2 separate regions of the Mus musculus genome follow, and region 1 is linked to region 2. The links are chromatin loops, found by intact Hi-C in ENCODE. Cell type or tissue: heart. All regions are shown on one strand. Region 1 overlaps Tcf12 (transcription factor 12). Region 2 overlaps Tcf12 (transcription factor 12).

Evidence for each region. Peaks named below come from ENCODE experiments on the same cell type or tissue, not always from the same donor. Only the 100,000 strongest peaks of a DNase experiment are listed, where the experiment ranks them.
Region 1: it touches region 2 in a loop (2.1-fold over the local background); 4 of 42 quality-filtered maps call a loop at or near these places.

What each region holds. Positions count from the first base shown.
Region 1 is chr9:71,894,152-71,902,151 of GRCm38, forward strand. All of the region lies in intron 8 of Tcf12 (transcription factor 12), which reads right to left. Among named protein-coding and RNA genes, the nearest start is that of Cgnl1, 130 kb to the left of the region's middle. In heart, no CTCF peak of the experiment used is centred here; a DNase peak (open chromatin) is centred at 3,490; H3K4me3 peaks cover 2,060 bases; H3K27ac peaks cover 2,048 bases.
Region 2 is chr9:71,956,472-71,964,471 of GRCm38, forward strand. The region is part of intron 5 of Tcf12 (transcription factor 12); the gene reads right to left. Among named protein-coding and RNA genes, the nearest start is that of Tcf12, 150 kb to the right of the region's middle. In heart, a CTCF peak has its summit at 3,747 (motif pointing left); a DNase peak (open chromatin) is centred at 3,400.

The sequences.
Region 1 (8,000 bases), 62 kb before region 2:
TCATAATGTCAATAAAATTCTTGTAATTAGTAGAGAATAACCATGTATAAAACAATAAGATGTGTAGACTCTCATGACACAGGACTGAGATAATGTATGATTGCCTCATATATTTTCCAAGGACATATATAGGTCCCCTTTGATCTATGTTAGGCACAGGGCTATCAATTTTCAAGCTCTGCATCTCTACAATACCAGCTATGCCATGTACCATAAACTTGGAATGCTTATATTATCAAAAATGTCCCGCTGCCCCACTCGGTGCAGAACAAAGAGACGCCTGAGGCCGAGTGAGCTGAGCTACAGTCATAGCACAGGGATTTGGGAAGTGCACGTCACTGAATTTACATGTGTGTATGCTCACACACCTCCATGCCATCTTTAAACAGACTTCTTTTTAATTGGAATTGAACACAAAAAGGTTTTTATTTTATTTGATATTTTACATTTGAAAGGCAGCTGACAAGGAGACTATTATCCAGAAAGTAACGTGGCTTTGGCTTGCCCACTTGAATCTTTTTCCCACATGCTCTGAAGGTCCTGACTACTGGAAGCTTGATTACATACTTGCAATGAGCTTCAATGTTTCTTTGGCCTGGCTATCATCTACTAATAAAGGTTACTCAAGAGTCCACAATGAACCCACTAGATGGATCCGAAGCACGGGAGCAGCAGACAGATGAAAACCTTCCTCCGGTGCTCGTTGGCCTCCAACAGCACATGCTACTTTCAAGTGAAAAAAAGGAAAGAGCGAATACACTGAACTTCATACTCTTTTAGGGAAATGTAATTAATTTCTCAAAAATTAAAATGCCAATATTTAAAATGCTTTTCCACAAAAATTACTTACGCTACAACAAATGCATTTTCATAAAATGTGAGCGACTGAGAGCAGAGCTGAGCGTGCAGCTGCTGACCTCAGGGGAGCGTTAGTAAGTGGCGTAAGGTAACGCTTCCCAATGCGCAGCAAATATTCCACAATGGCAGCTCTCTCTGGACCTCTCAGGATACTTTTTACAATATACAAAATTCCTATGGCTTTTAAAGATTTGTTTTTCAGAAATACAATAAGTAGTTAATACTAAGTAATTAAAAAACAAAATATTCTTGCTTAGCAGTACAAAAAAACTATTTTTAAACATCTAAAGATGGGCTATAAATTGACCAGGACTATATTATTTGGAAATGTAGAAATGCATTTTTTAAAAAAATAGTGATTTATGTTATAAATCTCCACAGAGTCAGAATTCTAGCATGATTAGAAACAGATGGTATCCCAGGAAAGTCAGGCTGGACCTGAAACTCCAAACAGGAAACACGGCCTTCGATAGCTGACTGCTCCCTAATCACTCCCAGAGCTTCACGCTTGTTCCTTTTATGAATACCCGGATGACTTTCATCTCTCCCGTCCAGCTACAGAGCATCACATAACACTCAGTAGGTTCATGTCTTTATGTATACGTTATGTTAGAATATACGAAAATGTAAAAAATAAGGGTACTTTCAAGCTTATGCTAGAATATTGTTAAACTAAAAAGAACTCAAATTCAAGTATATACTAATTTAAAAATAAATAAAAGCCAACAACTACTAAGCTGCTGAAGTCACTATTCCAAGTAACTGTTGAAGACATGACTTCAATGACACAAATAAATATATAATCTAACATATGGTAAAAGAATAAAACCTGCCTGAATTTTACTAAAATGCAGTTAAATTGCACCACTTTTCATTAAACAAGTCAGTAAGGCACTGTATGAAGAAAGAATAAGGCTTACCGTTTTCCCATTGTAGTAATACATCAAAGAATTGTTGCCCATTCCAGGGACAGGATAAGCACAGTACATGTTGATTTTTAAAATGTTATTTGCAGCTGATGCACACAGCTTCTCTCCAAGACATAGATCCACACAGGCAGCACAAGTCTTCAGTACTATGCATTCACACATGGAACTACTCAAAAGGAACTTATGCAAAATAGGACTGAACCAACTCACAGAGCACAGAGGGAGGGTTTATGCTGTAATCAACTTCTTTCAATTTCCACCAAATCCTAGCATTGGTGGAAGATACCAAAGAGACAAACTTTGGAATGTTGAAATAAATATACAAAGGTCACACACTGTATTTAAATAAAAAGAAATACTGTATCCTAAAGGTAAATGTACAAAAGAAAAACCAATTCTCTCTCTCTCTCTCTCTCTCTCTCTCTCTCTCTCTCTCTCTCTCTGTGTGTGTGTGTGTGTGTGAGAGAGAGAGAGAGAGAGGGAGAGCGCACAATCTTCTGCTAATCTGTTTTTAGTTTGAATTAAATTAGTGCACTTGTGAAAGGAAGCCTTGCTTGCTACACCTCTAGTTACTTTACCATCTGGCATGGTCTAAAGTTGCTTTCAACTCTGATAAACACATGATCAAGCAATCAGGAACTGGAAACACTGAATCATAGGGGACAAGGAGGATCCAGACAGTTAAGCCTTGTTCAAAATCACTTCCTGGAGAAAGCCATTTAAGGACCACTTCACTGACTAGAACGTACTGTGTTTTAGAATTTTCTTTTTGTTGTTTGTTTTGTTACATTGTGAAAAAAATTCTTAAAATTAGAAATTATCTTCAAAACAAATTACCTATGCTTGGGAAAAAAATTACCTATGCTTAAAATGACATTCTTGAAAAGGAAAAGTTTAATGAATAAAGATTTTTTATAAAGTTCCTTCGATTTCTCATTCACAACACTAATGAAGAGTTTACAAAGGAATGCATTCTTTAGAACATCTAGTATGTAATAAACAATTTGGTGATGGAACAGGAAAAAGTGTTATAATTTAAAGATTGAAAGGCTGGTGAGTGTAGAGATAAAAGGTGCATTCTAGCTAGAAAAGTAAATATGGCTTACTAGAAGTTTCCCCTTATTCCTATGGAATCATTATTTATAGTTATATATTCATGTTAAAAACATTTCTTAGGAAAAATGTCTGATTTTTCTTGCTAATACTATAAAGTCAAAGACTTGAAGCTTTGTCTCTAAGTATGTTTCACACAGACACAATTTACTATCTAAAACACTCTTACAATTTATCATTTTGTGTAGATTCTAACCCACAAAAACAGAGTAACAACCTTTATTTTTTCATTACCCACATCAAACCCTCTTTGTACTATTTCTTCTCTCTGTACTTCAAAGATAACAGCAGGATTGTGCAAAGGGACACATCACCTTTTTAAAACACACTTTTCATGAGGCAGAAATCCATTGAAATATTCTATGACTAGTCTGTAAGAGACAAAAACTGAACCAATCAAACAAACAAAAACCCCAAACAAACACCATTCTCAGGAAACATACTGATTGAGTCACAGTAATAAACAGCACCAGGCAATAGGGCCAGCTAACACAGGATTCAAAAGCTGACAGCATCAGGCCAACAATGAGCGCTCCCACTCTCCCCAGATACAGAAAAGGCCTAGCAGCAGCTGCAAAAGAACATCACTGCACAGCAGCTATTAAATGCCAGTCTCAGAGCACAAGCAACTTCCTCCCTCCTGAGGGACCACAAAAGCCTGCCTCAGCCCTTGGAGAACTGTGTGAAAAGCTTTGATTTACAATTAACAATGCCATGTCTTAAAACCTTTCAAGTAAATTTTAGTCTTTCATAGACAAGTTGTTCTCTTTTGACAGAACTAAACTGAAAAAAAAAATCAATCTAAGATAAAAATTTCTCTCTTCTATTAATTACTAAAAAAAAAACAAAAAACAACGTAGTTTTCAATAGTAATCATGAGAGAATAAGGAGAAGAAAGCCACAATGCACTGACAACTTTCAGTTGTTTTCTTTTCTAGCCTGAAATAACTTTTACAATGAGTAAGAAAAGAAAAGCCTGCAGAAGTTAAGCTCAACAGAGAAAGTGCTTGCTAGCTTTGCTGGTAAAACAAGCAGTATAATGTAAATCTCTATGCAGCCATGGCTATTATAACACAAGGAAACAGACTTTCTTCCCCTGTTTTTATTTTAGAGGCAAGAATGTAATAATTTGAGGGCAGCAATCAGGCCAACAACAACAACAACAACAACAACAACAAAATCAAAGTAAAACTAAACAAATCTTTTTGGTGGGCGGGCAGGGCAGCTATAAAATTAACAACTGGTTAAGATTTACTGTTCAGTTTAAATGTAGAAGGGAGGGCTAGAGAGATGCTCAGTAATTAAGAAGGCTGGTCTTCCAGAGGACTGGTCTCCATTCCTAGCACCCACATGGTGGCTCACAACCATCTGTAACTTAAATCCTAGGGCATCCTTTTATGTCTTCCTGGGGCACCGGACACACATGTGGTAATATAGATATACACTCAAGCAAAACACCATTATACATAAAATAAAATTTAAAAAGATATTAAAGCATGCTGGAGAGATGGCTCAGTGGTTAAGAGCATTGACTGCTCTTCCAGAGATCCTAAGTTCAATTCCCAGCAACCACATGGTATCTCACAACCATCTGAAATGGGGTCCAATGCCCTCTTCTGATGTGTCTGAAGACAGCGACAGTCTATAAGACAGACTCATATTAGGGGAGAAAAAGGATATTAAAGCCACCCCCCACCCCTCCCCCGCAGACCTCCTCCTCCATAAAGCACCATACTACTATCTAAATTGAGAGGAGGTTTAGGAACTGCCCGGCTGGATAGTCATTTTCTTTACCACAATTATTAACTCTCTTCTATGTCAAGGTCTTTTTCTCTATTTAAAAAAACAAAACAAACAAACAACCCCCTCCCCCGACCTGCCAACAAATCCCCAGTCTCTGCAACAGCTGCAGCCCCTTTCCCTAGGCGACTCATCTTACAGGGAATGTTTCTAGCCCATCAAGTGCTGCCCTACTCAATGAGCTTGTTTCATCTTTGCTTTCTTTCTTTTTTAAAGGAACTTGTCAGGGGTTAATCTTATGACTCAGTCTGACAAAAAAACGACTCAGCTGGAGAAAGGGCGGATTTTCAACCCTGACTTTCAGCAGACCTGCCGCCTGCATAGGAGTTCTGCACTGTTAGGAATTCTTCATCCTGATTTGTGTCTACCCACAATGCTGCAGAAGAACTTAGGTCATGGTCAGACTTAATATTCACAACATTTTGTCTAACACCCTAAAATAACTAGTATGTTATCACAAGATGGGAAGCACAGAGCACACAGGCAGCGTGATGAATGACAGAGACCCTGAAGAGACTGGGACTTGGAGCCACACAGCTCTGATTAGCAAACCCAAGATTCCCAGCCTAAGGTTTATTGTCTTTTTATCTTAAAAAAAAAAAAAAAGAAAAGTTATCGCTATTTCAATATTTATAAGGCCTAAATTAGGTAAGTAAATGATTTACCTCTTTGATGATTTAAGAAAAAAATATTTTCAGTTAAGCCAACTATGCTAAGGACTTTTCAGGAAACTTCAAATTCCAGGCTTCTCTACAAAAGTCTCTGTTCTTTTTTCATTTTCTGTTGATTGAAAATAGATATTCTGCCGGGCAGTGGTGGTGCACACCTTTAATCCTAGCACTTCGGAGGCAGAGACTGGCGGATTTCCGAGTTCCAGGCCAGCCTGGTCTACAGTACAGAGTGAGTTCCAGGACAGCAAAGGCTATACAGAGAAACCCTGTCTAGAAAAAAAAAAAAAAAAGAAAAGAAAGAAAGAAAAGAAAAGAAAACCCCCCAAAAACAAACTAAAAAAAAAAAAAAAAAAAAAAAAGAAAGAAAGACATAAGAGAAAATAGATATTCATCAAAATTAATGGAAATGATCTGCTTTCCATTTTTTTAGTCTTCTACTTGTTCAGCTTCATTTCTAGTATTTGAATCAAGACAAGGGCCATATCTCGTTAAAACCATATTTGTCAAAATTATCCTTAAGTAAGAATGTTTCATGTGACATAAAATTCTACACAGTGTTCCAAAGAAAATTGTAATTGATAGACAGTTTAACAGTTAATCTTACCGTATACACTTCTAAGCATGCCACATTCCACTATCCCAAAAAAACATCCAATCTGGCTAGAAAAGTAAATCTAAACATGACACAAATAATTCTTCATAAAAAGTTGGCATCATTTCTAAGAAAAGTAGTCCCTAGAAGGTAGACTTTAAGGGTAATGAAAGCAAATTTAAAAGTTTACATAAAATTAGGTCCATAATCCTTGAAGGATGTATTCAGTAAATTACAAATTATTGCATCCAAGGAAGGTCAGGGTGAAAAGAGATGCAGGAGGGTTAAACACAGAAACTCCCTACTGTGGCGGCATATACCTATAATCGCAGCACTCAAGAGGCTGAGGCAGTAGGACCACTGTGTGAGGACAGCCTGGGCTAGGTCATGAGATCTTATCTCAAAAACAAGGGAAGAACAGAATCTGTGAGTGCACAAATTCAAATAACAGACATTTCCGAGGCTTCCCCTTTCCAGTTTAGCAGGAGAAGAAAGGATTTAAGAGACCCATGTCCTAAATTTGCAGAATTTGGGGCAATATTGCTAAGTCAGGCATATAATAAGACACCCAAATTACAGACTTCTTATTTGACCACATTTTTGTAGTATGTGCTACTTTGTAACCAACCAACCAACAAATTAAAAAAAAAAAAATTGAGTGTTGAAGAGACTGCTTCTAAGACCTCAAACCTTCACACTCTAAAATGTTTACAAAAAATAAAACAAGAATATAAAAATCTAGTGAAAATGGTTCCCCCTTTAGCCGCATTACTGATGACTGCTCTACATTAAAGACAACAGCTATTGACCTGAAATCATAGTGACCTTGCAGCCACTCTCTAAAAAAACCACTGACCTAAGTTTGTGATCTTGACTTTGGTAATTCCCCATGGGAAAAATTTTCCATCTAAGTCTTAATTATGAAGATAAACATTTTAACCAAAATCTACCAACTGTGCCATACACTAGTGCACGTGTTTTGGATGCTGGCAGTGTGGCTGAGTATGTGCTCAGTCTGCCCACAGTGCTGGTCTGGCCTCTCATGTCATCAGCAAAACAAAACAAACAAGTGAGTCCCTCTTAAAACCATTACCAAGCACAGAGCAAAGACACATGATAAAGTTTATTTATCATGGGATAGCAAGTTTTTCATTGCTTCTTTACAAATATCTCAAAATCTAATTTGAAGTCTAGAAATGTTTCATGATTAGCAATAAAGAAAATATCCATCTGGACAGTTAACAGAAACCAATTAAATGGCCTGTACTTTGGAGGACAGGAGCAAGAATACTTGTTTAATTTCTCTTCGAAAATCCCAAGACTATACTGAGAATGTGTAAGAGCTGCCCAGTCTCCTGGAGAAGCAAGCAGATAAACAAATAGGATTTCTATGTCCAGACACCAACAGAAGTGTCAGGGCACTTCTATGGTGCTCCTTCCACAACTCCTTTATGAGGCACAGCTGCCACAACTGAAATATCTCAGAGCCAAAGCACAGGGTATATACTTCTTTTGATCACACACCACCATGACAAAGTAGTTTTCTTTAAAATGTTAAAATGGATGGTGAGGGGAAAAAAAATCCTTCACTAACAATTACTAGTTCCTGGATCTCTTGGCTGAGCAATTCTTTCACCACATGAATTGCAGTTTACTTCTCAATCATCATTTAAAATAACCTGGTATAGAGTTATTATATGTTGGAACTTGATAATTGTTCCAGAGAAGGCTCTATAATCATAGGACTGCCTACTGGTATATGTGCACACACACAAACAAAACCAAATGACAAGGACCCATAGGTCTTAACTTCTTCAAAATACACCAGAATTTCTGAAGTGTTCAAGACTAGAACAAGGCTTTGAACTTGTTAAGCAACCTAAGAAAAACTATAGGCAAACAAAAGTTTTTTTTTTTAAATAAATTATCTATAAAGGAGAGTATAGACAGGTTTTAGACTGAATTTTTTTTTTTTTTAACATCACACAGATTTTGATTTTTTTTTCTAGGTGTGCTCTTTTTCTTCTGGGCTGGTGA
Region 2 (8,000 bases):
ACCTGTACTTGGTTCCTAGGTCTGAGACAAGTTTCAGTTCTTCCTCAATCACTTGCCTCACGGTCAAAAGACTTTGCTACTCCCAGAGCAGCTCAAATCTTTTGAAATGAATGTCTGGGGAAACTGACCCCTGCTCAATCTTCTCTCTCCTATGAGAGTCAGCGGAGGCTTGAGGAAAAAAAAACCTCAAAAGAAACAATGAAGCCAGCCTTTGATTTTATGTATGTATTTTTGGTGATGACATTTGCTAAGATTCCCATAGCTCTTTCCAATCACTGGAAAGATGGTAGCTGGTAACTGGCACTCCGGAGATCTGCAAACTTGCTGTCATTTTACCTACTTTTATTCATTGAGGATGGGGTAGTGCTTGCTTTTTCTAGTTTGTGTATCATGTTGACCTGCAGTGTGTGTGCGTGTGTCTGTCTGTGTGTGTGTGTGAGTGTGTGTGTACAGTTTTACTTTGTGGCTCAAACTGGCATCAAACTTGCAGTAACTCTGCCTTAGCCTCCTGAGTACTGAGATATAGATAGACATTAGCCACCAAATGTGCCTTCTCCTTCGGGTTTAAGTCAAATATCTGCAACTCAGCTCTCATGGATCAGAAAAGCTGCTGCTGCTGCAAGTACTTGGCAGTCACTCTCATCCTCCACATTTCCTTCCAGATAATATACTCTCACTCAGAAATTCCATGAGTTTCTCTCCTTTGGCATCACCATCTCCTCTACATACCTGAGCTGATGAACACATTTCTAACAGCTACCTCAATATCCTTCGTTGTTGGTTCCACATCTACATACTTTCTGGGATGAATGTTTTTCAAATTCCCCAATCCATTTTATGTCCTAGTGATATATAAGTCAATGCTAGGTCTTAGAAAATGTGTACTTGGGGTGCTAGATTTTGCTGTATTCCTTAAAAAATGCCAGGCAACAGTCAAGTGCCTTGGAATTAGTTTAGTCCTTTCCCAGGCTTGCCTTTAAGTTTGTTGCAGTACGTCCAGGACAGTACTAATTTACTTCTGCCAACACAACAGCTTTAGATGGAAAAAATCTTTTCAGCTTCACCTGAGTTTCAGCAATTACTCATTGTATTCCTATGTGGGGAATTTCTCCTTGCTCTCAAGTTAAACTGCCTCACTTGTGCACATAGAGCAGCACTCAGGAAACCAAAGCAAATACCAAGTTCCTCCTCACCTGTCTGCCTTCCAAACCCCAGCTACTTATTCTGTAACATTTTGCCATAATTCAGTTGATGCCAAAACCAACCAACCAACCAAACAAACAAACAAAACTTTTAGAAAATCTAGAATTTTATTTAATGTTTCTATTTTAAAATGTTGTAAAGAGATTCTGGTCTCTAATTTGAGAGATACTTTACATGGCATTGGAAATCTCACTAAAGTGAGCTGACACATGTGAATGAGCAACAAACTGCTTGCTTTATGAATATTGTCTTCTGTAAAGCATGGAGTTATTTACCAAAGGTTACAAAGCTGGAGACAGTCCAGTTCTCTCTCTTCATTTCACTCACAGAATGCCCAGTTCCGAGTTTTCTGCAATCAGCTTTTGGTTAGTTAACTTCAATGTCACATAGTTGTGCAAGTTTTAAAAATTCTTGTTATAGGTATTTGTACAAGATGTTAGTAAATCATATTATTTAGAAGTCATTCTTAAAGCACATCTCTCTGTTGGATAGGAATTACATTGACTTTGAAAATTGTTTACCTATATCAGACTCTCTCTCTCCATATATATGTATACACACATACACACACACACACACACACACACACACACATACAATAAAGCAATTAAGCTCTGTAAAACATAGTTTTAAAACCGACACTAAAACTTATACTTAAGATGCTGCAGAGATGGCTCAGTGATTAATAGCGCACATAATGCTCTTGCAGAGAGCCTAAGTTCAGTTCTCAGCACTCAGATTGGATGGCTCACAACAGCCTCTAACTTTAGCTCCACACTGGGGCCTGAGGCCCATGAACTCTAAAAACACCTGAACTCACCTACAACTAATTACCTCACACAGCTACCCCAGCTCCACATAAATATATGCACAAATAAAAAATCCTTACACTTAAAAAATAAGTTAAAAAATAAGTATTATAGCCAATGTAGACAAATATATTTGTGATCTCATCACACAATGTTGTCTGTGGCCCATTGGGTCTTTGAGATCCCACACTTGCTAAACTGGCAGGCCAGTGAATCCCAGCAAGCTTCCTGTTTCTACCTCTCTAGGACTGGGATCCTCACACCTGTGTGATAAATACCTTTTCAAAGGAGCCATCTCCTCTGCCCTTCTATCTGAGCATTTTTATAGATTTGTATGTGTCTTTTTTTTTTTTTTTTTTACATTTCAAATCCTCTGCTCTACTGAAGTTTACAGGGCTCAATAGCCCTTTGGCACAACCATTCTCTGGGAAGAACTTCCATGTCCCATTCAAATGACACTTCCTGTCATAGGTTATTACTGACTTTCTTACTTAAAACATTGGCACTCTGACATTTCTCTCTTATTTTTTTAAGATGTTAAAAAGCCTTACCCTGTAGAAAGCCTCACCAATAACTTTCAATAGGCTGTCATAACATAACTATCCCTCTTCTCAATATAAGTTTGAGAATTCTTTTAACTCACACTGGCCTCATCTGCATGTTATTATCATTTACTAAACATTTGTATTTTCTAAATCACTAACTACAATTAGAGCTCCCTTGGACTACACAGAAAATGGCTTGTGGTTATTCCTTTCTATTCACAACTCATAAAGCTATGTATAAGGACCTTTTGACCTCATCGTTAATTCTGTTCTTTCTTTTCATTCCCAAAACGAATAATAATTTCTAGTAGCATTTCTTCATTTTGAGTAAAGCTCCTTAAAAAGTGTTCCATGACGAAAGACATTTGAGTGGAAGATTATAACAGATAAGCAGCATGAAGTTAAAAGGGCTGTTTGTTAAGCAATTGCTTAATAGGACATAGGTTCAGAATTCCCAACAGATCTTAATATCTGAAAGAAATGTCTAGAGGGCAGATAGCAATTACACTGACTAAATAAATGCCATGCCTTTCAAATTTCTAATGGCAAGTAATGAGCTTAATGTAGTTATCCGTTAATTCTGAACAAGTGGTCAGACGACTGCTTTCTTCCACTCTTACTTCCTCAAATTTTTGGATCATACTCAGGGAATATCTATTTTAAGGAACTGCTCTGGAAGGCCCTATGTTTTATGCAAGGAATTGCTATTTTCCCAGATGAATAGAATATCCATTCTACAGATCCAAGTTTCCATGACAATAAAAACAAAACAGTCATCAGCACCAACGCGATACTTGATGGAAAATGCAGCTGCAGCTGGAACAGTGCAGTCTTTATCCTGCTGCTCTGCAAGCATAGTCGCTGTACTCCCCAGAGCAACCCAATGGTTCTACAGCAGTCTCCACCCAGACCCACACAGCAACAGCCGAGTGTGCTGACCACCTCCAACCTGCCAATCATTCGCCGTTCTCAAACTCATGTAAACACATGAAAAGGTTCAGCATTATGCTACTGGCATGGTGAATTGTAAACTAGGAATGCTTACAATGGGTTTGAGTATTGTAGATTTAGCCAAATAATATTTTAGCTTATATGATTATGAAGAAAAATTTGGGGAAAGAAGAACATTTACAGTAAGGAAAAAGCTAGGTAAAATTCATTCAGATTATAGAAAGACAGTGCCCCCTTGTGTCTTGGAAGTTCTTCCTCAACTAAATGTTGTAGTACTTAGAGTCCTAAGCTTTGGCTTTAAAAAAAATTTTTTTTAAATCTCATATAAATTTAAGAGAATTTGATAATTAGAAGTTATTCTAACTTAAAATACAAATTTATTATAAACACAGTGACTATTAAGTATGTGATTTTTAACAAGAGCTCTCTATAATGTAAGGAAAATATCATCTAATAAATTTACAGATATATTAGTTAATTTTATTTAAACTGCACTTAATATTGAAACATAGTGACAAAGCTTTAAAAAAGCAAAAAAGAAACCTGTGACCATCAGCTACACTCTCCTTTGGTACTGGTTCCTCTGTAACTTCATGACATTAATTATTGATTATCCTCACCATACTATATAAAAAGCTCTGTGCTTTATTTATATGAAAAACAAATTCATACTAAATGGAGAATATAAATGTAAGAGGTACCCATAATTAATACATCATTTTTAAGTTACAAGCATTGCAGCACAGCATCAAAGTCGGTCACTGAAGCATAAGGATTACTTTGTACTGGGGAAGGATGCACACCTGTAATCCTAGCATTTATGAAGCTGTGGAAGGAATTCAGGGTTTAGGGCCAGCTGGGGGGAGGGGGGCGACTCTGAAACAATCATTTTATGTTTAAAGTATGAATTCTTGAAATCATTTATCTGTTTAAAAGCAGAATTTCTCAAACAAACAAACAAACAAACAAACAAACAAACAAAAACTCCATATGAAAACCCTAATCTCTTCTTGCAAATAGGACTCAGGCACCACACCCAGATAAAGTCCTCTGCTTCCTTAAGCGTCTGTTCTTCCTTATAGCAAGGCAGCTCCAGCCATCCCTTTCCGTTTCTGATCTCTGGATGCCTACAAGCTAGTCTGCTACACATTAGGAAACTTTTGTTTCTCTAGTTATTCTGTCCTTAGCCGGGCTATTTATAAGACTCTAGCAGGAGAATCTAATATAGGTGAAGACGGTTTTGTTCCTTATTCATGAACACAAGATTGCTTTTACTAAATTTATTTGTTACTTATATTTGGTGGTGGTGATGGTGATGATGATGATGATGGTGATGATGTGTGTGTATGTATGTGTGTGTGTGTGTGTGTGTGTGTGTGCGCACGCATACATGTGTATAGAAGCCAGAGTTGATGGCAGGTGTCTTCCTTTATCACCTTACATTTTAGTTTTTTAGGTAAGGGCACACAGTGAAATCTGAAAGTAACCAATTTAGTCATACTGGCTGGCCAGTGAGTCCCAAAGATTTTCCGATTCCTACCCCTACCCTACACACAAGTGCTAAGGTGGCCTCCAACACCACCACACCAAGATTTTCTATGAGTCCTTGGGACCTTCTTTCAGACCTTCTAGGCAAGCTCTTTATTTCTCCAGCTCTCAACATCAATCTTAAAAACTCATTCAGAGATTTTCCCATTTAGGTTTTAAACAATCTTTTTGGTTACTGTTTTAATTTTGTAAAGTCCTACACTTAACAAAAAAAAAGTTACAAGGACAGAAACTTTTCTTTCTGTACCATTTTAAAAGTCAGTTGTGAACATCATTCTACTGTCTTCAAACATCTTTAGTGTGTACGTGAACATGTGTGCTGTACAACAGACCAAAACGATCTAATTAACCTTTCTATATTTACTGTTTAACTCAGATATTGCTCGAGTGGTCTTGTAATAACTTTTTAGGAAACAGCCTGTACCATCTTAGGCTCTCTTACATGTCCTAACTGCTGTGACCTTGCTGTCACAGGCCAAAGCAGCTCTCCATTTGCCAGAGCTTTCCTCCAGAGTAGCTCAGGCTATGCAGATTTGGAGGTGTATCTCAGGTGATGTGACTTGCTGCATTTATTCTGTCAGGAAGTGAATCTGAATTATCAACTGTCAGTACATCAAGACAGTATCTGCCAGTGCTGACCAACTGCAAAACTACCTTGTGTAACTAACTTGTAAGTATTTCATTGGAAAGTAAGAATTCTATTTTTCATAATGCTTTTGAATTAATATCAACACAACTTAGCTATTTTATAGAAGGGCTTATAAATCTATAGCTACTGTTCAGTATTTTGCCTCACAAAGTGCATCAGGTCAGTGGCTTCCCAGGCCTAAGAAGCTGTCATCACTCTTTGAGCACATCCTTTCCTCACAAAAAAAGGATGCTCCTCACTCACTTTCACTCTTCTGCCATGGCCCTAGACACAGCCATTTCTGAGGGGTACTGGCTCCTTTAGATAGAGAATGGTATACAGATGCCAAAATCTAGACAGAAGGAATGGTACCAGGGTTCTGTGGCTTTCAGACTCTGTGAGCAGACCGTGGGTGACACAGGGATATATACACATCCCCACATGCCCTAGTTATAGCTATGTACTTCCTACTAGTATTTTGAACGATGAATTCAAACTAATATCTCCATGCAACACTGTAAGATTCTTTCTAGTTTCCTTTCTTCTGTATTTATAATTTTCTTCTTCAAAGTCAGATACCATCAATCTGTAATATATTTTAATTACTTGGTCAACCTCTTTGTATATAACCAATTGTTACTTGCTATCTGGAGCTCACTAATTTTCAGCTAGTCTGGCTAGCCAGCTTGCTCTGAGGACCTCTAATCTTCATTTTCTAAGGTGATAAATGCAGTAAGGTGCCATGGCCTGCATTTATGTGGATTCTGGAATCTGAACACTGGTCCTTGTGGGAAAGCACCTTTAATGGCTGAGCAGTCACCCCAAGCTCTTTTTATCTTTTTAATCTTGAGGAAGTACAACCCTTTCTGTGGCCATAGTAAAACAAACAAACAAACAAAAATAAGCAACAAAAAAAAAAAAAAACCAAAACTGAAACCAAAGCCTACAAGCAACCTAAAATTTGTTTACCAATAGTGACAGAGACAGTAAATATTCTAAAGATATCTAAAATAATGCAATATATTTATAAGCAAAGATCTCAGGAGTGGGAATGTGGGTTGACAGTTTAAACACCTTAAAGGGGTATGTGACTTAAAATTATTTAGGTAAAAGTAGAAAAATTTTAGAAAGAGGGCTTTTGGTTTTTGTTTTGTTTTTTAAGCTTATCATAAAAACCTTTCTAATAGAGCTGACCACAGGTCGGATAGTTCCCTTAAGAGAGAAGAGCCACCTCTGATCACAGCACAGAGAGACATAAAGCTACAGAGAGAAAGCAAAGGGAAATACTGGACTTGGAGTCAGAAGTCACAAAATTACAGCTGGAGAAATCACAAAGAATGGAGAGTTACGGTGTAAAGTGTTAAGTCCTGTGTAAATTCATTACCTGAGCCTCAGATGCCTCAACTGTAAAATGAAAAGAAGGAAGTCTGTATCACTGGCTGTATGAACTTATTATAGGTAAGACTTAGCGTCATATCTGGCCTAAATATGACTAATATATACTATTATAGCTATGTAGCACATTGAGATCAGCAAGGCCAAAGTAAAGGACAGTTTTATTCGATATAACATCTATTCATGAAAAACCTAACCCATGATGTTCCTTTTGGACCCCCAGTCCTTGGCATACTACACATCACATATAAATATTTATTGAATAAAAGATTAGAAATACCATAGGATTACTAGATGGTGAGCCTTTTAAAAAACTTTTTAAAAACTTCTAATTCTTGGTAATGATTTTCATAATCTCTGGTTATCTCCTTTTTGGTTTATGTAAAAAGTGTACCTGTTGATAGGCGTAACAATTAACTTCCAATCTAGTTGGTAACACAAGAAAAACATAGCACAATATATATAACAACAGAGAATAAAAGCTCCATGAAATTGTGCCAATGCGTCTGTTCAGGGCTGTTCAATTTCTTTAAAAGTATTTGCGAAAGCAAAAACTGGTAGACAAAGACTGCTTGTGATACTTCATAAGAGAGGCAAACACAAGGCAGGCAACGATGGGAAGGGAAGCTTGGAGAAACTGCTGCATGCTCAAGTTAGACCAATCATACGGCACAGAAGAGACTGAGCAGGACCCATGAGTCCCAGGAGTCAGAAGAGACAGCACTGTATCTCTGTTAATTGTGTTATCAGGCAGAACTCACTGCATATGTTACAAACCCAAAACCTACAGAGAAGATAATGAATAATTTCATGCATACATATTAGAGAACCTTAAAAAAAGCCTCCTTAATTTGAACTGAGTAATATAATTATTAGAAATTATTAGGAAGTAATCAAGACAGATAAAACTTTAAATAGCCA